Linked DNA regions of Homo sapiens: region 1 is linked to region 2. The links are chromatin loops, found by intact Hi-C in ENCODE. Cell type or tissue: Calu3. All regions are shown on one strand. Links, peaks and the distances in the headings refer to the core of each region. The heading gives the core; the rest is flanking DNA.

Region 1 (16,634 bases), core at 7,582-12,581, 520 kb before region 2:
TGGTACTGGTTTTTGCTTTCCATATTTAGTGCTTCCTTCAGGAGCTTTTGTAAGGCAGGCCTGGTAGTGACAAAATCTCTCAGCATTTGCTTCCCTGTAAATGATTTTATTTCTCCTTTGCTTATGAAGCTTCGTTTGGCTGCACATGAAATTCTGGGATGAAAATTCTTTTCTTTAAGAATGTTGAATATTGGCCCCCACTCTCTTCTGGCTTGTAGGGTTTCTGCAGAGAGATCTGCTGTCAGTCTGATGGGCTTCCCTTTATGGGTAACCCGAACTTTCTCTCTGGCTGCCCTTAATATTTTTCCCTTCATTTCAACCTTGGTGAATCTGACAATTATGTGTCTTGGGGTTGCTCTTCTCGAGGAGTATCTTTGTGGTGTTCTCTGTATTTCGTGAATTTGAATGTTGGCCTCTCTTGCTAGGTTGGGGAAGTTCTCCTGGATTATATTCTGAAGATTGTTTTCCAACTTGGTTCCATTCTCCCCATCAATTTGAAGTACACCAATCAAACATAGGTTTGGTGTTTTCACGTAGTCCCATATTTCTTGGGGGCTTTGTTTGTTCCTTTTCATTCTTTTTCCTCTAATCTTGTCTTCACACTTTATTTCATTAAGTTGATCTTCAATCTCTGATATCCTTTCTTGCACTTGATCGATTCAGTTATTGATACTGTGTATGCTTCACAAAGTTCTCATGCTGTATTTTTGAGATCCATCAGGTCATTTATGTTCTTCTCTAAACTGGTTATTCTAGTTAGCAATTTCTCTAACCTTTTTTCGAGGTTCTTAGCTTGCTTGCATTGGTTTAGAACACGCTCCTTTAGCTTGGAGGAGTTTGTTATTACCCACCTTCTGAAGCCTACTGCTGTATATTCGTCAAACTCATTCTCCATCCAGTTTTGTTCTCTCGTTGGCAAGGAGTTGTGATCCTTTGGAGGAGAAGAGGTGTTCTGGATTTTGGAATTTTCAGTCTTTTTGCACTGGTTTTTCCTCATCTTCGTAGATTTATCTACCTTTGGTCTTTGATGTTGGTGACCTTCAGATGGGGTTTCTGTGTGGACGTTGTTTTTGTTGATGTTGATGCCATTCCTTTCTGTTTGTTAATTTTCCTTTTAACAGTCAGGCTCCTCTACTGCAGGTCTGCTGGAGTTTGCTGGAGCTCCACTCCAGACCCTGTTTGCCCGGGTATCACCAGTGGAGGCTGCAGAACAGCAAATATTGCTGCCTGATTCTTCCTCTGGAAGCTTTGTTCCAGAGGGGCACCCACCAGATGCCAGCTGGAGCTCTCCTGTATGAGGTATCTGTTGACCCCTGCTGGGAGCTGTCTCCCAGTCAGGAGGCATGGGGGTCAGGAACCCACTTGAGGAGGCAGTCTGTCCCTTGGTAGTGCTCGAGCACTGTGCTGGGAGATCCGCTGCTCTCTTCAGAGACAGTAGGCGGGAACATTTAAGTCTGCTGAAGCTGCGCCCACAGCCACCCCTTCCCCCAGGTGCTCTGTCCCAGGGAGATGGGGGTTTTATCTATAAGCCCCTACTGGAGCTGCTGCCTTTCTTTCAGAGATATCCTGCCCAGAGAGGAAGAATCTAGAGAGGCAGTCTGGCTACAGCGGCTTTGCCAAGCTGCAGTGTGCTCCACCCAGTTCTAACTTCCCAGTGGCTTTGTTTACACTGTGAGGGGAAAACCACCTACTCAAGCCTCAGCAATGGTGGATGCCCCTCCCCCAACGAAGCTCTAGCATCCCCAGTTGACTTTAGACTGCTGTGCTGGCAGCGAGAATTTCAAGCAAGTGGATCTTAGCTTGCTGGGTTCCATGGGGGTGGGGTCCACTGAGCTAGACCACTTGGCTCCCTGGCTTCAGCCCCCTTTCCAGGGCAGTGAATAGTTCTGTCTTGCTGGCATTCCAGGTGCCACTGGGGTATGAAAAAATACTCCTGCAGCTAGTTCAGTGTCTGCCAATATGGCCGCTTAGTTTTGCACTTGAAACCCAAGGCCCTGGTGGTGTAGGCACCAGAGGGAATCTCCTGGTCTGCAGGTTGCAAAGACAGTGGGAAAAGTGTAGTATCTGGGCTGGAGAGCACCATTCCTCACAGCACAGTCCCCCATGGCTTCCCTTGGCTAGGGGAGGGAGTTCCCCAACCCCTCGCACTTCCCAGATGAGGCGATGCCCCACCTTGCTTCAGCTTGCCCTCCATGGGCTGCACCCACTGTCTAACTAGTCCCAGTGAGATGAGCTGGGTACCTCAATTGCAAATGCAGAAATCACCTACCTTCTGCCTTGATCTTGCTGGGAACTACAGACTGGCACTCTTCCTATTCAGCTATCTTGCCAGCCACCTATTTATTTATTTTTTATTCTTTTCTCCTTTTGAGGAGGCATTTCTCTTACAAGGAGGCAGGAATGTGATACAACAACCAGATGCAAAAATCAGGAGTTCAACAAAAACCTCCACTGCTTACCAATAACTGAGAGCAAGATTGTGTCCCAAATTGAGAAATTTCAGTTCCACTCCCCAGCTCTGCTTCTGTATCATTATTGATTCTCAGGAGAATAAACCAGAGGTTGAGACTGGGACTACAAGATGGAAAATGGGGCTACGTCTTGTCTCCAGTGACATTATTTAGTGTGTCTGAAATCATAAATAGTATAATTATTGTTACATTAACAAACCTTTTATTAACAGTTTCCCTTCTAGACACAGAACGTTTTACCCCCTTTTAATAAGAATTTTTTGAAAAAGCTTTAGTTCCCCCAAATTTCCACAAAAGACTCAACATGTGGGGTCCCCGTTGCCCCTATACTTTTTGGTCACCCATTATTTCTCTTAATGTATGGGTCTTAATATCCTATCATAGTTTATATTAATACTAAAGGACAAGAAATAAATCATACTTGTCTCATTATTGGAACAAAACAATAATTTAGACGGTTGGTGGTCAGTGCATAACACAAATTTTTAAAAATATAGATGACAACATGAGCTGGTGATTGTCAAGTTTCCCTAGTAAATTATTTTGGAATATTTAGCCCATTCATCAAGAAAAGTTAGGCAGTTTCAGGCCAGGTTACAAGTGGAAAGACATTTGTCAGGGCTGTTTTCACTGGCAAAGTACTTTAATGAGATGGCATTGAGAGAAGATAGCTAAAAGAACAAAGTCAGGTTTGTTGTGAGGCCTTCAGTAACCCAAGAAGCCACACTGCTTGGGGGCAGAGGCTGTGGAAAGGGTAATTACAGGGGGTTCCAGTCACACATACACCCCACAGAGAAACAACTGGCCATTGATGGTCCACACCAGTGGAGGGGCACGGAGGCTGGGAGGATGCAAAACAGCAGATACCTCAGAAATTATTTCTGATTGCCTTTCAAGGCATTATATTTGTTCCATCACTAGGAACAAACAAACAAACAAACAAACAAGAAAGCTAATAGTGGCAAAAGCAAGGAAAATATAGAAAGGGAGATTTCACAAGCCAGCATTGTGAAACAAAAAGAAAGAGGTGAGTGGGCCCTCTTTCAATTTTGTTGAATTAATGCAAGCCACAGGATGTTTTGATTTGGTGTGGATGTTCCTACTGGGAATATATGAAGGTTTGTGAGTTTAAGGAAGAAGATCTGTCACCCACAAAAATCTGGTAAAAGGATGTCCGTGGATATGAAGAATCCCTGGAATGAGGGGTGCGTCCCAAATCTGCTCGAACATTTATAGTACAAACTTTACAACTTAAGCCAGTGCCTACAAGGCCATGGGGATTACAGACTCTACTACCACTGTCACTGGTAGACTGTTCACTTCCTCCTGGAGACCCTGGGAAGGACTGCAGTAAATTTAAAAGTCATATTGCATTACCAGAGAGATTAAGATGAAACACAGGGAGTTCAGGAGCTAAAAGACAGACAAGCAGGGTGAAGTGACCATCTTTCAGGTAGATGCCATTAACATGTTTGATTCAAAGGAAGAGAGAATAGAGGGAGAAACTGAAGAGGTGCTTTCAACAGCACTGGGGCTGGAGTCATTAAACGGCAACTGCTATTGAGGGAAAGCCTACTTCTATAAAAAGCCACTGAGAGGGAAAAGTTAGAAGTTGCTCCAGTGGCAAGAATACTCTAGAAACAGGGTAAAGTTGCAATACTTATTAGGGCTTAAACAGAGATAATGAGGAATAATTTTGATGAGCACAATCATACATGATTGATTTTTTTTTAAACAAAATCCTCTGATCTTGATTACACACTCTGATATATAAACCACCTTCCCTTTTTAGAAAGCTTAACCCCTCTGAATAAATTCAGCTCATGTTTCAAATTAAGTTATAATGCCAGATTGAATTCAAATAAAACATAAAATAAATTTGTGTTCTTGGTACTCAGGGAAATGTAGCATGTTTTATTATTATTTCTTCAATGTGCTTGGTATAGTGTCTTTCACTTCACAGGTGAGAAATAAACATGTTGACTCTCTTGATGTAATTGGTGCTCGTGTTTCTTCTTAATAATCAATTCTTGATGCCACGGATTCTACTACTGACCTGATTTGATAGTGACCTCCTAGTTTGTTACATCCTCTGGACATTTTACATCTGTTAATTTCATCAATTTTACCTAGAATTTTATACCTTCCTTCTCTCCATTCCTTGTTTTTGTGGTAACTATCTCTCAATTCTTCTTGTACCTCTCTTGACTACCCTCCTTTTTATTTCCTTTGCAGTTCTTCCTCCTTCTCTTCCAAAACCTTTAAATATTTCTATATTTTTTGCTGGCCCATGTGTTCTGACAAATCCCACATCCATATCTCCAGCCCAGAATGGTTTTGTGAGCTCAAGAAGCATATATCCAATAGCCTACTAGAAATCTGCAACTGAGTGTTCCAGTGATAATTCAAATTCAAATATGTACATTTCCCCTACCAAACTTCTTATATATTTTCTTGATGAAAGGCCCAATTTTTACCCAGTTACCCAAGGCTGGAATTTATCACTCATCTTAGACTTGTCCCTCCCTGTGCCCCTGATGTTCAATCGGTAGCCCTTCTATATGTCCTCTCCATATTACTACTTTTGCCAGAGTCCAGTCTATCTTCATTTCTCTCCTAAAATGTAGCAATAGTGCCTTTTTGTTTAGCTGAGCCTCTAATTTTCTATCTCCAACCCAGCCTTAATTCTGCCCCCAAAATGACTTCTCTCAAACAATGTCAGAAGAAAGGGCAGAATCACATTGCTAAGAGGAAAACCCTAAGTCACCATGTGAGCATCAAATCAAGTTGCTGTATGGGCTTTTCTGTTCTGTGAGCCAGTGTCTCCCCCAGCCCCTGCTTTCTTTTTCTTTTCTTTCTTTTTTTTTTTTCCATTTCAACCAGTTTGAATTATGTTTTCTGTCACTTGCAACCAAATGATAATTAACTAACATACCATTATACATATGGAATAAAAATTAAACTTTCTCTCCCTGGCAATCTAACCTTGTTTCTCTCCTTTCACTCCCTACTTCACCCTCTCTAGCCCAGGATACCCTCATGCCTTTACAATTCAGATCTCTCCCCTCATTCAAAATCCTGCTCCTTCTTTAAGTCTCTGTAAATTCTTCTTTGACTCTTTCAGGTTGAAATAGGCATTGTTAAGATGTCCTGTGCTCAGTAGGGTCACTTACAAAGTAATCTCAATCAATGGATGGGACCATCCATGGAATGAACTGATAAATACCATCAACAGCATTTGAGTGAAAAGCACAGCTTGGATGAATTTGGGAGAAACTTTTTTAGTTGACGGGAGATGCTTTGAACTTTTAGAACCGTGGTGCTGTCTTCCAAGGTAGGAATGAATAGAACAGTATTTTCAAGTGAGAAGATGCTTGATAAATATCCTATCAGGTCAAATGAAAGGAAATCTCAGTGTTTCTATGACTAGGAAACCGTGAGAGGATGGGTAGGAGTAGGAGGCTCCTCCCTTATACAGTAAAGTTCAGTGAACAAGTGTCTTTTTAGCATATTACCATAAAGTGTATATGCAAAATACACCACTAAATTTTCCTAAACAATTAGTAATATTTCTCTTCATTTTCTGCTTTCTCCAAATCATTAGTTGTATTCATTTATTTGATTTCTACACTGGTACTTTTAAGAAAAAAGTCATTTTAAAATGCACTATTAAGAATATCTTTTACATTCAGAGAACATGTCTCCTTGATTTTCTGCTGGATTCACATATTTGCAATCTTCCTTATAGGGAAAGGCAGGACAGAAGGCAGGAGCTTAGATTAGGCACCTACTCAGTGGGCCAGAGCCTTTGCAAGTGTTGTTTAATTTAATTATCATGAGATTATTATTATTATTATTATTATTATTATTATTGGTATAGGTGGGTGTTGGTTGAGGGCAACCTCTTTTCTTTATAAGAATGCCCCCCAGATGGATCAGGTCTCACCGAGTTTTCACAACATGAAGAGAGAGGAGTGTAGTGCTGAGAACTTCAAACAAGGGTGGAATGATGGGTTTACATTTTAGCTCCACCCTTTACCAGCTGGGTGACTATGGATAAGTGGCTTAACCGCTCTGAACATTGGTTTCATCATCTGTAAGATGAGGAAATTAATAGTACTTACATCATTGAGTTATTGTGATGATTAAATGAGTTGATATTTTCAGGTGCTTAGAAGAAAGCATGGCACTTGGTAAGTGCTACAGTGTTGCTTAACAAACTAAACAAAATATTCCCCAAATGTCATCTCTCCTCTGCAATAAAATAGCAAGGAAACCGCCTCCCTCAGTCCAACCAGCTTTTAAATCCAAGATTTCCAGATCAATCTAAAAAATATATCATCAAATCCATTAAATCATCTGAGTGTTTGACTCTCTTTGAAGGCCCTATGACAATAACCAGCATAAGGTTAGGCCATTAGGGAGACTAAGAGTGCCAGTCATCGGTGGTGCTTCCTTTATTCTCTATAAATTTGGAATATGAAAACCTAAATATCCTCTTGAAAAGAGAGATGTTGAGAAGGAAAAAATGTCCTCCACAGTTATTTTAATGATGTATCCTCTACATGTGTACTTTGAGGGTGTTGGATTGAGGCTGCTATAGCCATTTCCAAGCTTATCAGGAAAGAGTTTGATGTTCAACTAGTAATGTCTTCCATCGGCACAAGAAGGGCACTGGAAGGAGGCATGCGTCTGATAGACCTGCACCCTTATCTTATAAGAAAACACAGAGACCTAGAGAAATGGAGTGATTTGCTCTGTATCACATAGCGGGCCTGGTCAAGAGTATAAACCTGGGACCAGTGGTGGAAAGTATGTATGTTGGGGGTGGTAGGTGGGGGTTGACTTGGAGATCACATGTAAATTTCATCAACCATTTTCCCAAAGTTAAAGCTTTTCTATAGGCTAGGCTTTATGAAAAGTTTATATCTTGACCTAGGGTTGACATACTTAGGTATCCTCAAACTAATAAAAAACAAATACAACATAATTTAGATTCACCCAATAGGATTGTCTGGGATGACAGAGAACATATCCAGAGTTTCACCCCTGGAAGCCTCAGTGACAAGTACGGCAATGACTCACCCCACCTGCAAAGACAGTTATGAAGAACGACAAGCAAGAAATGCTGGCCGAAATCTTGGCGATGAGAAAACCCATACATTACTGCAAACTCGCCACAGAGCTACAAAAACTGAACTGGTCATGCAGGTTCCAGTACCTGGGTGATCCTTTTGGTTACTATAGGTGCCCTCCAAACATTGAGAAGTTGGATCAAGACACAAATACGAATTCATCTCCCCCTGGTGGATCTCAAACAGTTTTGGAAATGAATAGAAAGGTTTATGCCAATATTTAAATATTAACAATGCTGTTACCTGATAATTACGTGTCATTTTGTCTGCAAGAATTAAAGAAAACTTTCTGCTTGAGTTGCTGAAATGCCACCACTTTTCAAAGGACATCAAGTATAAATAAGTTCTATTACTTACAACAAAATGCAGGCTTTGTTTAGCTACAAAGAAGCACAGTGAAATTCTAATTTAAGCCAAGGAGTTTACTGAAGAAGACACAGTAGATATATATTTTTTAAGTTGTTGTTAACCAGTTTTTTACTGGCTATCATGACATGGGAAAAAGCTTTTGATAATAACTGAGTGATCTTGTGTTTTGGACTTCTATAGGGTTGCTGCAGATGACTGCAAATATCGTCATTTGGTAAGAATGGGTACAACGGGAATAGACAAAAGATCTTTACTACAGCCCAAAAAGAAAAGTGTGCTAGTTGATTTCAGGAATCCTTTTGGTTCCCTGTGTATGTTCTTGGGAATTCATGAGTTAACCAGAATATCTTCATCAGCAATATGTTGTCAAGTAGAAAGCACAGATCTTTGAGCCAAAAAAGTAGGGTTTATGTCCTGGCTCTGGGATCATTAGCTGAGTGATCCTGGGCAAGTCACTGTTAGTCTCTCTACTAAAACTTAGCTTGCTCATCTGTGAAGAAAGCTAGCATAGTCTATTTCACCAGGTTGTTTTGAGATCCAAATAAGAAACATATGTAAAAATGCACAGCACCATGAGGTACATGTACATGTTTTGTAAAAATTAGTTGAATGTGAATAAAAATGCTTTGCTTTTATTTTGAATTCGATGCCAAGAAGTACTTTATGTTGCCCGACTCTTGTGTGCTTTCTAGTTTGTGAAGTGTTGTCTTTTAAAGTCAAGAGTAGGTTTCACTTGGCAGGTGACTTAGCTCTGTAATGTTAATGGTCATCTCAAATTTAACTGATTTATGAGTTCAGAATGTGATACATCAAATAATATAAAATAAGATGTCTTGTTTGTGCATAGTCAAATGGCAAGATTATTTTATCATTAAAAAATGTTAATGAGAGACTCAGTCATTCTGCTACCTATGTAGAAAACATTTCAAATATCTAATCCCAGGTCCTTTAACATTGAATACACATTTTTCTTCATTATATTTAAAATTTTTTTTTGTTGTATAAATAATTTTTATGGAAAAAGTAAAATAACACACCAGTATAGTTAGGTAAAAAAATAAAAGTCCCACCAGGTGTGGTAGCTCACACCTGTAATCCCAGCACTTTGGGAGGCCGAAGTGGGTGAGCCCTGGAGTTCAAGACTAGCCTGAGCAACATGGCAAAACCCTGTCTTTACAAAAAATATAAAAATCAGCAGGGCATAGTGGGGCATACCTGTAGTCCCTGCTACTCGGGAGGCTGAGGCAGGAGGATCACTGGGAGGTTGAGGCTGCAGTGAGCAGTGATTGTGCCATTGCACTCCAGCCTGGGCAAAAGAGTGAGACCCTGTCTCTAAAAAAAAAAAAAAAAAAAAAGCATTTACTGTCTACCTCCCCATCCCACTCATTAAAAGTAAACCCTGTTGGTTATGTTTATCATTCCAAAATTTTTTCCATTCATGTGCAAACAAATAGATTAGATAGGTATTTTACAACTCAATATGAAATTATATTGACATATTATCTGGCAACTTGCTTTTACTCACGTAATAACATACTGTGGGCATTTATATGTACCTTCTTAATAGTGACTGTGTAAGTCACTAGAAATGACTACAAGAGACCCCACTTGAATCCAGCTCCCATTATGACATATGTAATAAGCTTTATAGATTTAAAAATTAGGAGCATCTATTGAAGAAAGAGGAGGAGTGATCATAAAGCTGGCCAGTGGGAGAATAAGTTGGACTGACCAGGCCTCTGTGCAAGGTCTGGGCAGAAAAAGGAAATCTATACCCAGATTGTAAGGCAGACTTCTTGACCCATGTGGAAATAAGCAGTGTCTGAAAGGAAGGGGAAGAGAAAAAAGAAGGATTAATGTTTTCTATATAGCTACTGTATGTCCAGTACAGGATTGGGCCCTGTCTCATACTACAGCAAATGCAATTCTCATCACAATTCTGGTAGGCAGTTACTATTACCCTTAATTTACAAATAAACTGAGGGCTTAGGCCAGTCACTAACAAGACACCTAATAAATGTCAGGATTGGGATATAAGCCCTGTCTCTAAATCCAAAGCCCCAGCTCCTTCTTTGGTATCTGGGTGGGATTAAAGTGAACAACATATGTAGGGTACCTATTTCAATGTTTTACAAATGAGTTGTTCAGAAAAATCTAGTCCTTCTTCCCCAATATATAAATATATTTCAAAATGTCTGTGTATCTGAAATTAGACACATATGGCAGGAGGGAAGTTTTTCCTTCATACTTACTATCAAATGCAATACTATATAATAGTGCCCCAATCAATTTTAGTAGAGTTGGAGGACCAAATTTGGTACTGGCTAAGATGTGACATGCTTGAATTTTAAAAAGGAAAGAAGAATCAATTGTGATTTTATTTATTTATTTATAGACTGAGAGGGTCTTTACCCTTTCAACTCATAGCTATGACAGAAAAATCTTGGATATCAAGTCTTTCTGTCGTAACAGCTCAATAGGCATTTAAACTTCCAGTGAGTCAGAGATATGTGAGTTGAAATTCCACTGAAATCTATGGTTAGAAAGTGCTTATGTCAGCTCCTGCTAAGCTCCCACTGAAGCACTTTGCTGATCATAATTAATCAGGGAAGTTTGCTCACTGACATGTTGTACAGGTCAGTCAAGTTCTTGTGCAACGATCTGGGGAGCAGCTCTTGACCCACAGTTATGACAAAGTGATCGACAGTCAGTCGCACAGGAGCTTAGCCTGCTTTACTCATGACTGTATGCCAGAACTGCAGAGAGAACCTGGGATCCAGGAGACTCTCCAAGAGTACTTAACAAATGAATGAATGAATGAGCTCAAAATCAGAACAGAAACTTGAATGCTGGTCTCACATTTGTCACTAATGGCCATGTCGTACACCTTAAATAAATAACCAAAGGAAAGAATAAAATAAAGGAGGCGATCATTTCCTTACCTTTGCACTTAGATATGATCTGGGATATTGTGTTCAGATCCAGCTGTCTTTTAAAACAGTACATTTTAATAAGGGTGACACACTAAAGTGTCTCTGCTGGTGGGCGTCTAGAAGGCTGAAGGGTCCTGAATCTTATAATTCAGATGGAATTGAAATAAACTGGAATCATCCAGTGAAGATTAAGACTTGAGAAAAGACAAGACAGCTTCATTGAAAGAGAGTAGCACAGTGTCTAGATCAAGGAAATATTAGCCACAAATTGCATTCTTTAGATTTTAGACAATATCTGAATTATGATGCTTGCTTCTGGATGCAACTTTTAAATCAATTAATTCTCTTACTATAGGAATAATAGATTTTCATAGTTAAAAAAAAAAAATACTGTGAAGCATCTCATCATCATCCCAAAATCTTAATTGCATCCCTCAGAGAAAATGAATGTAAATAATTCAATATGTATACTCCAGGTTTTTTATGCAAATATAACATATGTTGGCATATTTTTAAGCTTACGTGGGATCAAGTTTTCATAGTTTGACATTTTTGACTTAAGATATATTATCTTTTCATATTATCCATATACATTATGCTTCATCCTTATTAATTGTTACATAATATTCTATGGCGTGAATGTGCTATAGTTCGGCTTAATTCTCTTTTGAATATTATAGTATATTAAATTATATCCTATTGATAAAAATTATTTCCAATTTTTAAAATTACAAATAATGCCATTATAAACCTTCTTGGTCATTCATTGTATACTTCTACAAGAATATTCATAGTTAAAGTCCCTAAAGTGCTGTTACCAGGTCAGAGGACACGTGCATGTTTGTTTCAATCTTGTTCTTGTTAAGCTTCTCCAAATTGCCCTTCTTGAATTGCCTGTTTCTTCGCTTCTTCACCAACTAGATATTTTCAAAATTTTAAATTTGTCAGGTGAAAAATATCTCATTGTTTTAATTTGCATTTCTTATTTTACTTGTGAAGTTGAATATTATTCCATGATTATTGACAATTATCTATGAACTTCCTGTTTATGTATTGGCCTGTTTTGTTAGATTATTTTTTTCTCTTTGTCTTATTGATCTCTAAGAGTTCTTTGCATACTAAGAATATTAGCCCTTTGTCATAGACATTACAAATGTTATTTGCTAGTTTGTAGTTTTATCTTTTGATTTTATTTATGGAATTTTTCATAGAATAGCATCTTTATTTACTTGATTTAGTTTTTTATTATGTTTTAATTTTTGATTTATATTTTTATTCATTTTTGAATAAAGTTGAATTTAGTCTATTTCTTTCCTTTATGATTCTGAGTTTCATGCCATATCTTTGCCATGCCAAAACTATATATTTTTAAATTCCCCATTTAAAAAATATTTCTATGGTATTTTCTATGTTTAAATGTTTGCTCCATCTGGAATTTGTTTTAAAGAGTGAAGCAGAGATCAAATCTCCTATTCCTGCAAACAGCTAGAAATAAAACTCAACATTATTTATTGATTAACCTATTTTTACTCTGATGACTTGAAGGGCTATTCTTATTATACACTAAGTTATCATATGTATTATGTCCTACTTCTAGATTTTCTATTCAGTTCTTGTATAACATAGAATATTTTCATTTCTAGCAGATCTCATACCATCCCTTTCTCACTTCCCCCACTCTCCCTGGCCCCCCGCCACACACACTCCTCCACCCTGTTCTCTTCCATAACACTTTCCTGGTTGCTTAGGCATGTTTATTTTTCCAGGTGACAACTATATTTTTAAAACAATGGGTTTAAATTAAAGCAACACCAACCCTCCATCAAAACGACCAGTCGTCACCTATGTTTGGCTTTTCTTCCTGTGAAGGAAAAGCAGAGTCTCTGTTCTATGTAAAGCCTCTCTCTGCACCTACCGCGCTGATCCACATCCCCATTTGCCCTCGCGATTATTCGTCTCTCTCATTCGTCATTAGTTACTTACTAATGATGAATCCTTTCACTAGGCATCTCAATACACCTTAACATCACCCACTTGAAAAAAAAAAAAAGCAGAAACCCTTAGCTCTATTTTCCACTCCTCTTTTTGCCCCATTTCTTTGCTTACCTTTTCAGCAGAAATTCTTAAGAGTGGTTTGTATTTGCTGTTCTCACTTTCTCACTCCCATTCTCTCTTCACCCATTCATTCAATCAGACTTTTCACTTCACCACTCCCTGAAGCAGATTTTATCAAAGTCATTGATGTCCTTCATTTGACACGTCCATGGTCAGTTCTCTGTTCTCATCCTATTTGAGTCTCAATATCATTTGACACGGGAGATTATTCTTTCTTTCTTGTATTTTCTTCTGAGGCTTTGGAGTCACCACATTCTTCTGCCTTTCCTCCAACCTCACTGGTCATTCTTTCTATGTCTTCTCTGATGTTTAATCTCTTACATCTAATCTCTAAATATAAGAGCAGGTCAGGCCTCTCATCTTTCCTCTGCTTTTCTTTTCACCTCTTCTCTCATCTCCTCTCCTCGTCCCTCCTTCCCCCTTTTCCCATGCTCTGCTATTTTCTCCTTTCCTTCATCTACTTGATCTTATCCAGTCCCATGCCTTTCAATATTCTATGTCTCCAACTGTAATCTCTCTCTCTCTCTAAGCTTCAGAGTTCTCTCTCCAAAGGTCTACATACAATCTCCGCTTGGATGTCTGACAGAAACTGCAAACCCAATATGTCCAAGACAACTCTTGTTTCCTGCCCCCAATTTTCATAATCTGCCCCCTAATCTTTTGTGTTTCTTTTTAGATGGAGTTTCACTCTTGTTGCCCAGGCTGGAATGCAATGGTGCAATCTCTGCTCACTGCAACCTCCGCCCTCGAGGTTCAAGCAATTCTCCTGCCTCAGCCTCCCAAGTAGCTGGGATTATAGGCATGTGCCAAAACGCCTGGCTAATTTTTTATTTTTAGTAGAGACAAGGTTTCACCATGTTGGTCAGGCTGGTCTTGAACTCCTGATATCAGGTGATCCACCCATCTCGGTCTCCCAAAGTGCTGGGATTACAGGCGTTAACCACTGTGCCTGGCCGTGCCCCCCAATCTTAACCAGAGGTGCACATGGCAGCACAACTCTCTCTCCTGTGCTAAGACTAAAAGCATTGACATTGTTTTTGGCTTCTCTCTTCCCTTCATACTCTACATTCAATCCATCAGCAAGATCTGTCAGTGGTACTTCCAAAACACATTGCAAAGCCCTACTGCTCTTCCCTATCTCCCTTACTACTACTGTAGCTCGAGCCTTCATTTTCTCAGTCCTGGGATCCTAACTGGTTTTTCTATTTCCACTCCCTCCCCTTATTCCCCTGCAGTTGATTCCTTACAGAGTAAACAGAGTGATATTCTCAAATCAGATCCTATCACTACCCAGCCCAAAATGCTCAGATGAAATTCAGCTGCTTACTATGGAGTGTAGAATTTACAAGACCTGACCCTTTATTGACTGTATGACCATCTCACTCACTATTCTCTCCAATGTCCACTCCACTATAGCAATTCTGTCCTCCTGGATGCAATGAGCTGTCTCAAGGTATTTGCTTTTGATAGTCCTTCTATGGGAGAACCCATCTCCCTGTGGTTTGTGGGGCTGTGTCTCTCTCATCTTTAGGGTCTTAGCTCAAATATTGCCTCTGCAAGAGGCTTCTCCATCTACCTTAACTTGAGCAGCATTCCTCCACACCCATACATCCACAACCCAGTCATTCTTGACCCTACTGCCCTATTGTATTTTTTTCATGTCGCTTAAATCCTTCTTAAATGATAATACTTTTGTCTTCTTCCACTAGAAGGTAAACTCCATGAGGGAGTGATTTTGTTTGTCATATGAATGTATGTGCTGTTACACAGGAGATTTCTGTAGCTATATACAATACCTGGAATAGCCCCTGATACACAGTAGGCCGATAGTGTGTTGGATGACTTTTGACAGTTCTAGGAATAAACACCTATATCATTTGGAACCTATATCATTTAGAATTCATACATTTATTAATTGGGATTACATAGAATTTATTGATTACTGTAAGGAGACATAACACTTTTAACATATTAAGTCCTGATGAAAAACAGTGAATATCTTTCCAGTTGCCCAAATGTTTGTTTTTAAATTGAAGTTCTTATAGCCCTATTCTGGTAAAAACCTTTTTAAGAGGAATATTTAGCTTGGAAAGTAAATACACAGTTATTATGACATTTATCTCCAAATACAATGCCAAGTGAAAGAAGAAACTAGTTTATTCACCATATTCCAAAGATCAGACCTTGATGGGAGATAAAGGAAACAAAATTCTAGTTCAAGGAAGAAGTTACTAAAAGTTAAAGCTATTCAACCTCAGATTGAGCTGTGTAGTGAAGCAGTGAGCTCTCCGTCACTGGAGATGTTCAAGCAGAGACTGTGCAGAGAAGATTCTTGTATCTATGGAAAATTGAACTAGAAGACATCTAAGGCCTCTCTTAACTTTAAGGGACTATGATTCATATTACCACTACAAGTCTCAACCAATTTGATGTATCTCAAGAAACTGAATCAACCCAAATTTTCCCCAACCAAAGATACTTGAGAGTTTCTGAAACTGAGTGGTTTCATGGTGAAGTCTAAACTCCATTCATCCAGCTCTGCCCTATGAGTTATATTTTCTTTCACTAAAATAATCTTTAAGACTGGATTCTCCTAGAACCTACCTCTTCTGAAATATTTTACTTTACTAAGACACCCTGAAATAGAGGGTGCTAAAATCCAGAACAAGTTGATATTTTCCTTAAGAAATCAGATGGCAAAGTTGAACAGCCAACAGGTTTTTTGAGATGTTGCTTGCTTCTGCAAGTTATTGCTTTCAAATAGACTTACTAAACCAAATACTATGAGGCTCTATTGAAGAAGTTTTGTCCAAAGTTGTTACTACTGACCCGCAAACCTTGACTTTTTTTTTCTCCCTCCAAAACCTTGAAACATTCGTAGAGAAAAAAAGAGTGAAAAGAAAGTAATAATGATAGTAGCCTTGCTTGCTATTATCATCATTTGAAAGAAATGAATGATATTGTTTGCCAAAGGCCCATGGCTGTGGAGCTAAACCACAATTCTAGATAGCTCAGCAAGGCTTACCAGAAAGCAGAGAGTGCACTTCTTTGTTCCAGGGTTTTATGGGAAGAAATCATTTCACAGCTTGTATGGATTCTGCAAAGGCCTCAAGCTAGAAAGTGTAAGGTGGCCTGCGGGAGGTGTGCAGGGGTCACTGAATGCTACGAGATGTCTCTTCAAGCTGGTGGATTACACTTACGAGCTCTCACAATGTGACTGCCACTCTGACCTTGCTGCTCAAGTCCAGGGCTCTCATGAGCAAGGAAAGAGATTCTGAACCAACCCATGCTCACATGGCACTATGTCATTCATTTGTCAGTCCAAAATTCAAAGAAAAGAGACCACCTAATTCTCAAAAAAAAAAAAAAAAAAAAAAGTTGTTGCACTTTTGAGTGTATTACGGCCATATCTTATACAACAAAATTTTCTCTTAGGAAGCACGCGGTGATTTTAGTCACTGTCAGCAGCCTAGAAAATCTGCCAAGCTGGCTTCATGGAATTTCTAGAAGCTCATTCAGAGCTTTGAATGACATTTCCTTATGTGTATACCACAGGCTATGGTTTTTAGGCACAGTCAGGATTATAAAAAATCCTCTTCAAAACTCCCTTA
Region 2 (16,634 bases), core at 6,773-11,772:
TTGCCACTGTTTGCTTTTTAGGGAAAGCTGTCATATTCCAGGAACAAGGGTAACTGCAAAGTAATTTTTTTTAATCATAGTAATGAAATCCCAGTTTCAGACATTCTATGAGTTAGATGTAAACCAAAAAAAATTAAAACCCCATGAAAAACTTTAATAAATCAGTTTTTTAAAGTTATTGTCTACTTTTTATTTTTCTGCTAAAAGCAGAAATCCAAGACATGACAAATACTTAGTTTTCCAAAAAGAGCTGGAATCTTATAACCTTTATGTAAAAGGCTGCCAATATTGTAAGTTCCTTTATACATATTTAGAAGGGATTTTTTTTTTTTTTGAGATGGAGTCTCGCTCTGTCGCCCAGGCTGGAGTGCAGTGGCACAATCTACGCTCACTGCCACCTCCGCCTCCCGGGTTCAAGCGATTCTCCTGCCTCAGCCTCCCAAGTAGCTGGGACTACAGGCACATGCCACTACGCCCGGCTAGTTTTTTGTATTTTTAGTAGAGATGGGGTTTCACTGTGTCAGCCAGGATGGTCGTGATCTCCTGACCTCATGATCCGCCTGCCTCAGCCTCCCAAAGTGCTGGGATTACAGGCATGAGCCACCGCGCTCGGCCAGAATTTTTGACAATCAATGGCAATTAATGTATCATGCAAAATCATGTCAAGTGCATTTCTTAAAGTATCTATTTGTATGAGATTTTGTCCTAGGCGTTATAAAACAAAATAAGCATATAGTTAATGTTCTGCAATCTAAGATGTAAAGTACTTTTCATTATTCTAAACTAATAAAGCAGTTTTTGTTTTATTCCCTCAACTCCACAACATTTGTAATTAGTTCTATTGGCCTTTCTGGTCCTCTCTTCGTCTGCAAAATGAGAATCTACTCCCCGCTCACAGAGCCCAACGATTGACAACCACTCTAAATCATTTGTGCTGTTTTCTAATCATAGTATGTTAAAAATCAAAGATTACAATAGTATTAGGAGGGATTTTAAGATGAGAAAAGAGCTAAAGTGAACTTTAGTTGTGTGAGCTAAAATAGTAAAAGCTCCCAGGACTTCCTTTTAATATAGTTGAAGCAATTGTAATTCATTGCCTTTTAAGATGCTTTTCACAGCAATATTATTCTTGATCCTTTGCTTTCCCTTATGTCTACTGCTAATCCAACAGCAAGTTTCGCATATTCTGTCTCCAAAGCATACCTGAATCTATGCGTTCTCTCCATGTCTAGCACCACTTCTCTGTCCAGGTTTCACTGTTTCTCCCCAGAAGGACTGCAGTGGTCTCTTCAGGTTGGTGTTCCCCAACCCAGACCATCCCCTGCACCTCCATAATAGTGAAGCGCTTTCAATGCACCTCAGTGGGTCTCACCAAGCCCCCTTATTATCAATAGACAATCTTTCTTATTTCACTGAGAAACTAGAAGCAAATCAAGAAGAACGTTCACAAAGTTTTGCCACCCCATCTAGACACAAACTTGTGTCCACATTCGTGCATTCTGCCTTCCTTTCCATTACTCTGGATGAATTGTTTGCATTCCTATCTAAAGGCCACCCTTCCACTTGTCTTCTAGATCCCATTCCTTCTTACCTACTTGGTGACTTTACTGCAATGATTTTCCCCTCTCCAGCATCACCAGTTTTTCCTTCTCTAATGGATTATTCCCACCGACAAATAAACCCACTATAATCGCTCACAGTGTACAAAAGAAAATTCTCCCGAGACCTCACTCTCCCACCGCCCAATCACTGCTCTGTGAACCTCTCCCTTGAACTTCAGGTCCATGTATTCCCCTCCCCATGAAACACCTCCACATGGATGTCTAAAAAGCACCTCAAAGGTAACATGTTCAAACTGAGCTCCCAGCCTTCCCTCAAACCTGCTCTTCATGCAGTCTTCCTCATCTCAGCGAATGGTATGCAGTACTTCCAACTACTCAGTTCAAAAACCTTGCCTCGTCTCTGTTTCTCATTAGAAAATCCTGTCATTTTACTGCATCTACTTTTGAATGACGTTTCATCAACTGTTCCGCTACCACCCTAGCCTAACCCACCATCTCCCCTCTTCTAAATTACTGCAATAGCCTTCTAGGCAGACCCCTACTACTTCCACTCTTATCTCCCTTCAATCTATTCTCAACACAGCAGCCAGAATAAGCCTTTTAAACATAAGTTAGATGATGCCTTTCCTCTGCTCTAATCCCTCCAATGACTCCTCATCTCATACAGAGCAAAAGTCAGAGTACTTACAATAATAAGTATATTATATATATATACTTATCTTGTAGGGATATATAGACAGATATATCCCAACATGACCTGAGCCCATCACCTCTCTGACTTCATTGCCTTCTGTTCCCTCCTTGTGCATCTCACCCCAGCTGTACTGGGCTCCTAGCTTGAACATACCAAGAATGCTTCTGCTTCAGCATTTTTGCCTTTGCTCTTCCCTCTGCCTGGAAAGCTGATCCCCTAGAGATCCTTGAGAGCCCATTTTCTCTTCTGTTTCAGGTCTGTGCACACATTCACCTTCTCAGTGAGGGCTTCCCTGATGCCCTAGATGAAACAGCACATCCTTCCACCTCACAAACCAGACACTCTATCTTCCTGTCCTGTTTTCTTTTCCTCCATAACATTGTCTAACACACTCTGTTAGCTCCTTGAAAGCAGGGAGATTTTTGTCTTTTTTGTTCACTACTAAATGCTCATGCCTAGAATAATGCCTGGTCTATAGTTGTCACTCAAAAAATATTGCATGAAGGCCAGGCGCGGTGGCTCACGCCTGTAATCCCAGCACTTTGAGAGGCCAAGGCAGGCAGATCGCCTGAGGCCAGGAGTTCAAGACCAGCTTGGCCAACATGGTGAAACCCCATCTCTACTAAAAATACAAAAATTAGATGGGCATGGTAGCATGCATCTGCATCCCAGCTACTAGGGAGGCTGAGGCAGGAGAATTGCTTGAACCCAGGAGCAGAGGTTGCAGTGAACTGAGATCGCTCCACTGCACTCCAGCCTGGGCAAAAGACTCCTCAAAAAAAAAAAAATGCATGAACTAATGAAAATTTGTTTCCAAAACTAATGCCTGATGTTGGTAAGGGTGCAGGGCCACATATACTCTTGTATTCTGCTGATTAAAATATAAATTTTAACAACTTTCTGGTGGCTAGTTGGGTAATAGGAATCCAAAATCCTAAAAGCATAGATATTATTCAACCAGCAACTTCACTTCCGTAATTGAGCCTAAGGAAATTATCGTAGATATGTGCCAAAAAGTTTATATAGGGATATTTATTGCAGTACTCCCTGCAGTAATGAAAAAATTGGAAACAATCCTAAATGTCAAATAAAAGGGATTTGACAGGATAAACTACAATATGGTACATCTATACAATGAAATTCTATTCAGCTAGTCGTGATATTATAGGACATCATAGAACAATCTGCAGTGTTAATGATAGATATTAGAGAATAAAATCAAATTTTGTGAGATAACAATATTTGCAGAGAAAACAATTGGCAGTAGAGCACCTTTATTTATCTCTGGATTATGGGATTATGTATAATTTTATTTCCTTTTGCATGTCTGTATTTTCTTAATTAGCTATAATGAAAAGGTATCATTACTATAATAAGAAAACATCACTAATAACAATAGTTAATATTTACTAAGCACTTCCAATATGCTGAATACTCCACCTATACTATCTCATTTAATCCTCAAAGAGACACTATGAGGTAGTACTATGATTATCCTCATATTGCAGCTTTGGAAATTGAAGCTTAATGAGCTTGAGAATTTCTCCAAGGTTCACAGTAAAGAGTACCAACTTAGGTCTGTACTCTTAGCTGCTCTAGGGGTAGGATAGGTATGAAAGGTTCTCTTTTCTTTTGTGATCCAAACAGATACAACCTCAAAGCCAGCCAGAGCAGGGATCACCAATTCCTAACTGAATTTTCCTGTGACTGCTGCACTTCAATTCTGTTAGCAGCTGCCACAAGCCTCTAACTTCCCCCTTGCCTCCGCTTCCCAAGCAGTGGCTTCCTCCCTCACCTACAGTCAGCTGCAGCTGAACATCACAAGTGATTACTGTGAACATCTCCATACCTTCTCAAGCACCTCTATAGTTAATGAATTAGGAGACTCCAGAATTATAACCATATAAATGTAATATGCCAAAAGGCAGAATATTTATAGTGTGTCAACTAAAGAAAGACTTTTTTAAAATTAAGATTTCCAACCTCACCAAGTAGAAACTTAGCAAAAAAAAAAAAAAGTGGGGTAAATGGCTTAAGGCCAGGGGCTAACCATTCCTACTGAGGAATGAAGAAAAATTCACAAGATGAAATGACTAATCTCTTTCCATATAACTACAAAAGGCCTCCAATCTTTCAATTACTATATTAAATATGCAACAATGACTAGTTTCAACACGGAGAAAATAGTCATTGTAGTAAATGCATGTTAAGAAAACACCACCTCTTCATTATGCAGTTACCTTTTTCCAAGAAGCTGAAATCACCAAAAGAATTTGATTCCATACATTCAAGGCAAGTGGCAGATACTCAGGGCCAATTCTATACCCAAAAAATTCCGGCATTAATTGGCAGAGGGTTGCCCAACTCAGTACAAGTTTTGATTGAGCCATTATATTGCTAACACTGTTAAAGCCTCCAAGAGTAATAAAACAAAAAAGAAAGAAGGAAGATGAAGAAGAGGAAGAAGAGAAAACAGAATGTTTCTGTCCTAAAGGTGCTTGTGATCTGCTACCTAGGGGCCCCCTCAGAACATTGGCTTGAAAATGATCAAATGCCACAATCTAAGTTGGTCTCTCTGCCCCACTCCTCACTACACTCTGTCCATCTGCCACACAGCAATCTGAGTAATTGCTTAAAAACATAAACCAGAACTTGCCACTGTGTCACTGTGGAGTTTAAAACCTCATGACTCCCCATTTTACTTGGTGGGTGGGTGGGGGTCGGAGGACATACTCCTTGCCAAGGTACCACAAAGGCTTAGCTGCCCTGGGCCCTGCTGACTTCCGAGACCCCCATCTCCCCCACACATCTCCACTCTCACTAGCATCTAGACACACTGGCCTTTGCCTAGTCCTCCATCAGCCAAGCTGTCACCTAACTTAGGGCCTGGGGACTGCAGTCTCTCTCCTGACCCAGCTGGTTGCTTTTTTCAGTAAGATCCCAGCGCCTGTGTAACCCACTGAGAAAGGCCTTCCCTACCCAGCACCAATCAGCCTCCCAGCCCAGCTTCACACACTCCAGCATCTCACCTGACATTTTTCTTCACAGCCCTTTTCACCATCTGCAATGGTCAGATTTACATGTGTTGTTATTTAGTGTCTGTCTCCTCCTACTAGAAAGTCAACTCCATGAAAGCACAAACCATGTCTGTCTTGTCCACTACACACGCTTGGCTTCAATAAGTATTTATGGAATGAATCCATGAATGAAAAGTAGGCAGAAAGAAGCATGTCAGTGTTGACTGGAGTTATCCAAGAAAACTCCAGGAACTCAATGGGCCTTGAAGGATAAATAGTAGTAAACTAAAAAGAACCTGATTGAGCTAAGAGCTCTCCTCTTTTTTCTCACTGATATTCCTGGCCTCCTTCAGCATCTTCAAAAGGCAAACGAATAACTCCAAAAGCAATTGCTAAATGCTTATTGAATGGAATAAGTTAATTGTGAAACAATTCCAAGTGACGTATATCATTCTCAGTTGAAGTTATAAGTTTGGGGTTCACTGAGGCTGTTTTTGGTCTAGTCACAAAAGCAACGGTGTCCCAGTTAGAGACTGCCCTATGTCTAGAGTAAAACCAGAAATGAAGCAGAGCCACAAGAAACCCAAAGAGGTCTTGATGTAAGCAAAAAAGTCTACTTCAAGCAAGCTTCTTTCCCACCACTAGGCCTCAAGCCTAACCTAACAAAAAGTACACGGAAAGTGAAATCCTGTTTGCTTTTGTGACTTAAATCCTGTAGCATTGCCTTAGTTTTTAACTTCTGTACCATGCTTTTATTTCTGGTAATATTTATCTTTTTAAAAATAAATCTAAGGCATAATCTCTCTCTCCATTAGATACCTGTTATGGACTGAATTGCATGCCCCCAAAATGAATATGTTGAAGTTCCAACCTCAGTACCTCCAAATCTCACAATATATGGAGATAAAGTCTTTAAAGAGGTCATTAGGTTAAAATCAGATGTTTAAAGGGTGCTTACCCAATATGACTTGGGTCCTCATAAAAAGAAGAAATTTCAACAAAACATGCATGAACAGAGAACAGGCCATCTGAGGACACAGCAAGAAGTTCATCTGCAAGCCAAGCAGAGAGGCCTCAGAATAGACCAAACCTACTGACACCTTCAACTTGGACTTCTAGCCCTCAGAACTGTGAGAAAATACGTTCGTATTGTTTAAGCCATCTTGTCTGCAGTGTTTTGTTATGGCAGCCCTGACAAACCAATAGAATATCCATACTCATAAAGTTTTTCATTGTTGCTGTGTCAAATAATTATACCCATTTCCAACTCATGGTCCCCAAAACTTGTCACTTCAACCAAAACCAGGTGAGATATAAAAGGGAATTACACATTCAGTTGGAAGGAGATACATACAGAAAACCCCTTAAAAACCGGGATCTTTTTTCTATTCATATCTTTCATAATAGTGAATCAGAAAAAGGTAAATTAAAGGTTGTTTGGGAAATTGACAGATCTTTCTTTGGTATGATACCAGGCTCAAGATCCTGTGCTTGTCAGACTAAGACTAAGATTGTACTACCTTTTTACTCCATGTGTTATATCCTGAAAAAAATTCCAAGTCCAGGGAAAAACTTGATAAATAGAAGAATGAAAATGTGCTGTCCAAAATATGTAAAAATACCACAAAACAGATTGTAGAGTATTGTCTATAGCCATTTAACTTGCATGTGTGATAAAGAGTATCATCCAAATATAACCTTATGAAATTTTTTTTAACTTCTAGAAGTCAAAAAGTACCCAAACACACACACATACACACAAACTTATGCTTTGTAGACGGGAGGGAGGTTTGCCATATGTGCGACAAACCGAAGGTTAAATCCTTATTACCTAAAACACAGCTTATAAATTCATAAGAAAAAGATAACTTATCATAATAAATGAATAATATTAAGCAATTCACAAAACAAGAAATTCAAATGTTCTACTAACTTTTTATTCTTTTATTCATTCAATCAATATCTATTGGGCATTTGGTATGTGCTCAGCATAATACAAGACACCAGGTACATGGTGATGAGCAAAAACTGGCCCTTCTCTGTAATTATTCGCAATATAATATTAAACCCAACTTACAATAAAAGAAATTCAAAATAAAATGGTGCCAGGGAATAATCAGACAAGTGTAGAATTGCATACAAAAATATTAATTGAGCTATTATAATAAGGAAAACTTGAAACTACCTTAATGTTTATTAATTCACTGTAAGTTAAATAAATGGATATAGACACTAAATTTGTCCCTAAAAATATGTAATGTCATTGGACAATTCCCACTGCAAAATATGATGGAAAAAAGCATGTGATACTGATGTTTAGATATATGCAAATTTCATATTTTCTACAGTAAAAGTATTATTCTAATAATTAAGGAAAACGCTTTTTAAACAACCAACATGAATGCTTTTGACAGGGATGCCATCGTGTAAGTTAATTGCCAAATAAACTAAATAAACTTTTTTTTTTACTATTATTCTTCAGTTGACAAATAAAAACTGTATAATTTACATTGTATGACATAATGTTTTGAAATATACATAAATATGCTTTCTTGGATGCTCACAATTTGGGTACACTTTGGAGCATACTGGAAAATGCTCCTAACGTTGGAAGCAACACAGTCCCCTTACTTGAGCGATAAAATGTTACTTTGTTCCTTAAATTAAAGAAAGGTTCGAAGTTTAGTTTGACATTCACCTCTGCCTTTATAAAACAAACACAGCCTATAAAATAACTTAAACGCCCAGAGTGCCGAGTTTCGTCGGGCCCTGGCTGCGCCGGGCCGAGCCCTGCCCCGCGGAGGTCGCCGCCCAGCACGGTCTGCAGATGGCAGCCTCTCGCGGAAAGCCCCGCAACGCCGCTTCCTGCCTGGGGGCGGCACTTGGGGCCCGCGCCGGGGTTTCAGAAACCTGTTCGAGCCGTTCCTTTATGGCGGAACGTTCTTATTTAGTAAATATTTATTCCACTCCCCGAGGACCCAGCACTAATCACTGCCACTTCTCTTTAATAATAAATGGTGAACTTCAAATGCGGCAGAACTCAGCCGGCTAATCAGTGCTCGCCGGGAGGTGCAAAACTGTCTGAAGCCCACCGGTGGACATGAAAGACGGAACATTTCCTGTTCCAGCTCTCGGTGGCCCAGAATAAACTTCAGCCGAATGAGAGGATGTCTAGGCGGCCGCCCCCCGCGCGCCGGCCCGGGAGCCCGGGTTCCATCTGCCCGCGGCCCGGAGGTGCGCCCCTGCCCGCTTCGCCCCGGGGACCCTCGGAACCCGCGGCTCTGCCCTCCACACAATCTGGGCTGCCGCTCCCTTGGGCTTTTCGTGAAAGCTTCCTTTTAAATTCGCTGTTTGGTCGCAAGCCATTTAGCCCTTTCCGTGGGCCCGGGCGAGGGGCGGAGAGCGGAGAGCGACCCGAGCTCCTGGGAACCTGGGGGCTCCGCGCTGGGGACTCCAGGCCGCCCGCCTCGGCTCTGGCCAAGGGGTCAGCACGTGGGGTGGCGTTTGCCCCAGCATTCCAGCCCTTTGGTCTCCAAAGGCTTTTTGTATTCACTAGGGAAGGTAAGGGCCGCCCCTTTAATGGTTGCATTTTGGAATGTAACAAACTATGAGGACCACCCGGTACGCTTGCGTTGGCATCATACGAGCCCCGCGGTCCCACCGTCACCCACGGCTGATTTGGAAATGCCACGGGGCCTTTGGACATATGGAAAGACTTTTGGCCCAGACACAATAATAAAAATATTCAAAACGTCTTGAGACATAACTCATTTATCTACAATTCTGTTTACTCAAGGTGTAATTTTCATTCTATATTGCCCATTCTGGTGAAGACATGAGTGTTTGAAGCGGGCTGACTATAGTTTTATGATAAGCCATATTTTAGCTTTAAATAAGAACTGCATTGCCTCCAAAGTATTCCATCTTTTGTGTAACAGAGACCCACAGATCCTAAGTGAAATTTGTTCTCAAATTTAACACATTTCTGTAACATATTTAAACCTGAGTTAATTTAGAATGGGTTGCTGGCACCACTGGGATTGATACTGAAATGGTTTTGCCTCATTCACATCGAGCCCTGCAAATGTACTTTAAATTCTACGCTCTTAATAATCCCTAGGCATGGAGAAAAGATTGGAAGTTCTTTTTCTACAACCGCTCACTGAAAACAACACAGTGCACGGTTTCAGTGATGAGCTTGGAGTGCCCCTCTGTGGAAGAAGGTGGGCACTGCAATTTTTCTTTCCTAAATTGACTTGCCGGTGTCTTAGGAACTGTGGTTCTTTACCTCTGCCAACCATGAAATTCGATGTTACTTTTCCATTAACTTTTGTGGATTGAACCTCACTCCTTGTTTTATATAGAAACTTAAATATGTGTTGAAAATAATGAATGAATCTTCTTGTCTCTCCTGCCCCCAAAGCTTTCCAACTGATGATAAAAGATGAGAACATTTTCTTGCAAAGCCCAAAGCTGTGTTAGTACCTATTCTGACATTTAGGACTAGACAGAATGGCTTGATAAGGAGCACAGATAGATGTTATCTTATGTGCCCGCAGGGGCTGCTACAGAAAGCTACTGAGACAGAGTTTGAGCTCAGGAAGAAAAGAATGATGTGATACAGAAAGTTAGGTGCAGAAAGTAAGTTAGTTACTCTCCCTCCAAAGAGTTGAAACCTGTGTTATTGATCTATAACAGTGCTGGCCATTGGCTCATTGTCGTGAGTTTATTTCATTTACTTCCGTTTTAATCTCAAAAGTCAAAACAGTGTATTCAGGCAAGGCAAGGTGACTCACACCTGTAATCTCAGCACTTTGGGAGCCTGAGGCAGGAGGATCACCTGAGGTCAGGAGTTTGAGACCAACCTGGGCAACGTAGCCAGATGCCCATCTCTCAAAACATTTAAAAATTAACTGGTCATGGTGGCGGGTGCTTGTAGTCCTAGCTACTTGGGAGGTTGAGGAGGGAGGATCACTTGAGCCCAAGAGTTCAAGGTTGCAGTGAGCCAAGGTTGCACCACGGCACTCCAACCTGGAGTGAAACCTAAATTTGGTTTCCCTCAGAGGTGATAAATCTTCACCTGAGTCATATGTTCAAGTTATACTTTAACAAGAGATATTTTCATTAGGATGCTTTTAACTGCGACTAAAACCCAAAATCTGTCTTATACAATACATGAGTACATTGACTCATATAACTGAAAATTCAGCTCAAGCTTCAAGCAAGGGTTGATATAGAGACCCCCCACAGTGTCACCATAGTATTAATTTCCTTCCATTTTTCTGCTTTATTGTCCAGGATATTGCCAAAAGGGGGATGGATGAAGCCACCAACATCATGGCTGCTCGAAGGAGGTAACTCAATGTTCTCTAAGAAGGAACGACACATGAAAATGGCTGTCATTTGAAAAAAATATATTTTTATCAAAGAGAAAATAATCTACAGATAAGACAGTATTTAAGAAGCAAAGCTTTATTTATTTTGAGTCTGTTTAGGTCCATGGTGGAGGAACTTGTCCTCCCATTTGCCACAGTATAAACGTTTAGTATGCCAATAAAAAGAGGCTGTGGTGAATCCCAACACACACACCAGGCTTCACACAGCACACCAAACTCAGTGCACCTGAGAGAATCCATGGTCTTGACTCTTCATCGTCTAGGGAAGTAACTGAGACTCAGGGCAGAGAAGTGAACATAAATTTCATCATATGAAAACTGAAAAGGCACTTCAAAACGTAAGTGGGGATCAAAGCTCTGCACACCAAAACTTGTTTATTAGTCAAGAAACAACAACTGCAGGCCGGATGCACTGGCTCATGCCTGCAATCCCAGCACTTTGGGAGGCCAAGGTGGGTGGATCTTTTGAACCCAGGAGTTTGAGAATAGCCAGGCAACATGGTGAAAACCCATCGCTACAAAAAATTAGCCAGGCATGGTGGCGTGCACCTGTAGTCCCAGCTACTTAGGAGGCTGAGGTGAGATGATCACTTGAGCCCAGGAGGTTGAGGCTGCAATGAGCCAAGATCATGCCACTGCACTCCAGCCTGGGTGACAGTGCAAGACCCTTTCTCAAGACCCTGTGGTCCAATTACAGATAGCAAGCTTCTTTTTCTCTGATACCCACAGCTCCTACTTGGCTTCATATGATGTTTTCTAAATTGATACACACACGGCAAAGAATACATTCCATAGTGTAGGAAATATAACTGGTATATGAATATCAAGTGCAGGATCTCACCAAGATTATTGTTTAGGATGAGCCTATAGTTTACACATCACTGATAGTCCATCTTTTATACTCTGTTTTTTAACTTTAATTTTAGAATTCAGAAATAGCCATGAACCTTCCATAGAGTCAACCTTGCACATTGAAAGCAAATTTTACATGCCGCTGTATTCACAGAAAAGATTTGGATACTCTGGATATGTATAAAGGTTTACGAGAAAAAATTTCTAAAGCTTTAAAGGCTGTCAGTCTCTTTAGTGTCAAGCCACTGATTTCTTTACCTTTTTTTTTTAACTTTTTAAAGAAATGAAGCTCATTGGCTTTCACTCAGTAATGTTCTCACTCCTCTATTTGTTTTGCAAGGAACTTCAAGTCTCTTCTGTATGTAATCTTCAATCTGCCAAATTGTATGCATGACTTGTGTTGGTGTTAAAAGATAATTGCTCATTTGAACATTCTAAATCTAGCCTTCCATGGCAAGTTTACATTCCTCATGCAAGATAAAGTGAATGGGGAGATCATAAAACTGGAGCTATAAGGAACACTGTTTGATCATGGTAAGATCGGTTTTGTTACTTAATTACTTTGTTTAAATTCATCTGAAGAACCAGTTGTAAATATTTTAAACCTTATTAAAGAAACACTTGAAAAAAGGGCCTCAGATTTCTGCTTCCGGTCGTAAAAGAGATTAAATATTCTGAAAGATCCTGCCCCTCAAAAACAAGTAGATCCTGGATAAATCATCCTTTATTTCATTTCTGAATTAGTAAGGACAAGGGGAAATCTTCAATATCCTTCAAAAAAAACTTTTCAAAAGGCAAGACGGTGAGCAATAATAAAAGGGGGAAATGGGCTGGCCTAAAGACAAAAGCTAATATCAGAGCTGTGTTAGCTGAACTAACTCTCGGGCTAGAAGCAAATAGAGGAACTGTATCTGAAAGTACTACTTTAAGCTAACATTCTCAAAGGACACTAAAGTATTCCAGGTCAGTATTTCCCCTGTTTCCTAGCAAAAGCAAAGTGTTTTCTGGAGAAAATTATCCCCTATGTATTCCCACAGGATTCTCACAGATTAAAAGGAAACAAATATGAGCTCAAAACCAAAATCAGCAAATACACATTGAAAGAAGTCACCCTTATTACAAGTCACCAGTAACTACAAATAGATTTAAGCCCCTAAGCCATTCATATTTTGGAATTGTTGGATACAGAATATAAAATTGCAATCTATGAACTGTTTAAATAATGAAAGATGTGTTCATAAAATGATTGTTAAGAGACTGTCAAAAATATGCAGATTTGAAAAATAAAAACAAAAAGGACTTTTGGAAATAAATATAATAGTTGGAAAAGAAAGTTTAACAAATAGTTTAAGTTGCAGATTAGCTGTAGATGAAGAAAGAACTGGTGAACTGGATAATATATCTGAAAGAAATATCCAGGATCCAGTATAGAGAAAAAAAGGAGGAAATATTAAGATAGATTAAAAGATATGGAAGATAGAATAAAAGGCTTTAATATATATCTAGTCAGAGTCCTTGAGAGGAGAATAGAGAAAATTGAGAGCTGCTATATTTGAGGAGAAAATGAATTTTTCAGAATTGATGAAATGCAGGCCAGGTATGGTGGCTCATGCCTATAATCTCAGCATTTTGGGAGGCTGAGGTGGGCAGATCACTTGAGGCCAGGAGTTTGAGAGCAGCCTGGCCAACATGGTGAAACCCCATCTCTACTAAAAAAAAAAAAAACAAGAATTAGCTGGGCGTGGTGGTGTGCACCTGGAATCCCAGCTACTCAGGAGGCTGAGGCAGGAGAATCTCTTGAACCCAGGAGTTGGAGGTCGCAGTGAGCCGAGAGCACACCACTGCACTCTAGCCTAGGAGACAGAGTGAAACTGCATCTCAAAAAAAAAAAAGAAAAAGAATTGATGAAATACATATGTTCATAAGTGAAGAAAATCAATGTATCATAAGCAAGATAAGTAAAAAGAAGTCCATAAAGATACACATTTTAGTGAAATTGCAGACCATAAAAAACAAAAAGAAGATATTAAAAGTAATTTGAGGCTGGGCACAGTGGCTCACACTGTAATCCCAGCACTTTGGGAAGTCAAGGCGGGTGGATCACCTGAGGTCAGGAGTTTGAGACCAGCCTGGCCAACATGGTGAAACCCCATCTCTACTAAAGATACAAAAATTAGCCAGGCATGGTGGCAGGCACCTATAGTCCCAGCTACTCAGGAAGGCTGAAGCAGGAGAATAGCTTGAACCAGGGAGGCAGAGGTTGCAGTGAGCCAAGAGTATGCCATTTCACTCCAGCCTGTGCAACAAGAGCAAAACTCCGTCTCAAAAAAAAAGTAACTTGAAGGAAAAGGAATGATGATTAGCATCGCAATAGTAGCAATAGAACATAAAAGAAAGGGTTTAATAACTTTAAAATATTTAGAGAAATTAACTGTCAACTTAAAATTATGGACTCAGCAAAACCATCTTTTCATAAATAGTAAGAAAATAAAGACATATTTAGTTGAACAAAAAACTAGAGTTTGGCATCAACAGATCTTCACAGAAACTTCTAAAAGATGTCCTTCAATAGAAGAAAATTATTGCAAAAGTCTAAAATGCAGAAAGAAAAAATTGGTACAAATGTAGATAATTCTAAGATGACATAATATGTATGAAAAAGAGATAAATAAGGACAAAGAGGAAGAAGTAGAAAAAAGAAGGTGAGGACAAGAAGGAGATATAATTTACAGGGTTTAAAAAATAAGGTATAGAACTAAAGTTTTTGCTTTCGATAGCATTTGAGTCAGAAGTAGGTAGCTGACTGAAAAGTGTTATAAGATTCGTTTTATTTTTCAGATCATTTAACTTATTGATTCACTTTAATCTTACTTAAATTTAACATGTTTGATAAGATTTCAATAGTACTAAAAGAAAATAGTGTATTATGTTTAAGTAGTAAAGGGGAAACATTTGGTTAAGAAAAAAATTTAACCAAAAAAGCTAAATTAATTTTTTAAAGACAAGACAAGAAACAAGAGTGAAACAAATAGGGGAAATTTTACATTGATAGAAACAAGTCCCAATATACCAATAATCACACCAAATGTAAAAGAATTAAATACCAGTTTTAAAAAAAAGAAAACATAGCTATACTGTTTATCATATTCATACTTTTTAAATGTGGGAAGGTTAAAAATACGAAGACGAAATACTAGACAAATATCAAAATAATGCAGAGGCCACTACATTAATATTAGATAAAACACACAAAAAACACAAAAATTAGCCAGGTGTAGTGACGAATACCTGTAGTCCCAGCTACTCGGGAGCCTGAGGTGGGAGGATCACTTGATCCTGGGAGGCAGAGACTGCAGCAAGCCGAGATAGCGCCAGTCCACTCCAGCCTGGGTGACACAGTGAGATCCTGTCTCAAAAAGAATGTAAGACAAAGAGCATTACTGGAAATAGAGAAATGTACTATATACTGATTATAGTTTTCAATTCACTATGTGATTATAGACATTTTAAACCCATATATATATAAGAAAATTGCCTCAAAATCATTATAGGATATTTTAACACACCTCTAGTAATTATTGACAGCTTAGAAGATAGGAAATTAATATAGATAAACAATATTTAAACAATATACATAAAAAGGGATTGGTATTAATATAATTAACATATTTAGAATTGTGCCCCTAAACAACTAGAGAATACACATTCTTCTCAACACAGAAGCAATGTTTTCAAAAATCAACCACTTAAACGCAGCCACACAGCAAGTCTGAACACATCTCAAAGGATAAGTATCATAAATACCATATTCTCTGGCAACAATACCATCTAAAAGGAAAAAAATAATAACACAGATTTGATGGACGACTTCAAGCCACACATTCGAGAAGTTTTAATCAGAATAACTACAAAGAAAACTATAACCTAGCACATCAGCATAAAACAGCTGAAAACCAAAAACAAGAAGCAAATTTTTAAAGCAGTCAAAAGAGATACTATCTTCAAAGAAGCAACAGTAAAATAAGCAGCCATCTTCTCAACAGAAACCATGAATGTCAGAAGACATGTGCTAAAAGAAAATAACAATAATGTAGCGTTTCATATTCACCAAGAATACCCTTCCAAGGTAAAAGCAAAAGAAAGATAGTTTCAGACCTACAAAGTATGGGTGAATTTGTCACTAACAGGCCTGCATTACGGGAAATGCTAAAGGGCATTCTTCAGGCAGAAGTAAATGGTCGGTAGTCCCAGATGGAAGCTCAAAGGTGCAAGAAGAAATGAAAACCAAAAGAGAAAATAATATAGAAGTAAATATAAATGAATATTTACAATATAAAACAATAAGAATATTGCTTTGTGGGGATAGAGATATAGATATGACAGTAATAGCACAGAAGTCAACAGAACAAGTAGAATGAAAATGTTTTTCAGTGTTTGTGATTAACACAGCCGTTCTCAAAGTGTAGTCTCCAGGTCTGCGTTTGCATCACCAGTGTCACTTAGGAAATTGTTGGAAATGCAAATTCTCATGCCTCAACCCATGCCTGCTGAATCAGAAACCCTGATGACAGAACCCAGCAATCTGTGCTTTAACAAACCCTTAAGGCAATTCTGATGCATGTTCAAGTTTGAGAACCACTGGCCTGGGAAATAACAAAAGTGACAATTTACATGGATGTTTAATAAATTGAGTAACATGTTGTTATCTCTATGGCAACCACTAAAAAGTCATAAAATAATATATAATTACTTAACCAAGGAAGAGGGGACTACAATAATAAAAAATACTTAATCAACATAAAAGGCAAGAACTTTGAAAAATGAGCAGAGGCAATTCAGTGGAGAAAGGACAGTCTTTTCAACAAATGGTGCTGGAACAACTGGGGATATGAAAAAAAAAAAAATCCTAGACACAGATCTTACACCTTTCACAAAATTTGACTCTAAGCAGATCATAAACCTAAACATTAAAACACTAAACTGTAAAACTTCTAGAAGATAACATAGGATAAAATAGAGGTGACTTTGGGTTTAGTGGTGTGTTTTTAGATACAACACTAAAAGCACAATCCATGAAAAAAATTAGCAAGTCAGACTTTATTAAAATTAAAAA

What was found. A loop is a pair of places that touch in the nucleus more often than their neighbours do. Peaks named below come from ENCODE experiments on the same cell type or tissue, not always from the same donor. Only the 100,000 strongest peaks of a DNase experiment are listed, where the experiment ranks them.
Region 1: it touches region 2 in a loop (4-fold over the local background); 1 of 110 quality-filtered maps calls a loop at or near these places.

Annotation. Positions count from the first base shown.
Region 1 is chr3:182,154,834-182,171,467 of GRCh38, forward strand. LOC105374243 (a long non-coding RNA gene) reads right to left here. Exons shown (of 6, transcript XR_924758.2): 5 at 2,460-2,629. Among named protein-coding and RNA genes, the nearest start is that of LINC01206, 210 kb to the left of the region's middle. In Calu3, for the core only: no CTCF peak of the experiment used is centred there; a DNase peak (open chromatin) is centred at 10,628.
Region 2 is chr3:182,674,277-182,690,910 of GRCh38, forward strand. It overlaps LINC02031 (long intergenic non-protein coding RNA 2031), which reads left to right. Exons shown (of 5, transcript XR_427440.3): 5 at 1-320. Among named protein-coding and RNA genes, the nearest start is that of LINC02031, 38 kb to the left of the region's middle. RefSeq lists silencers at 7,986-8,055, 8,466-8,535 and enhancers at 8,206-8,255, 9,380-9,429. In Calu3, for the core only: CTCF peaks have their summits at 8,178 and 9,461; DNase peaks (open chromatin) are centred at 8,135, 8,835, 9,475, 10,075 and 1 weaker place.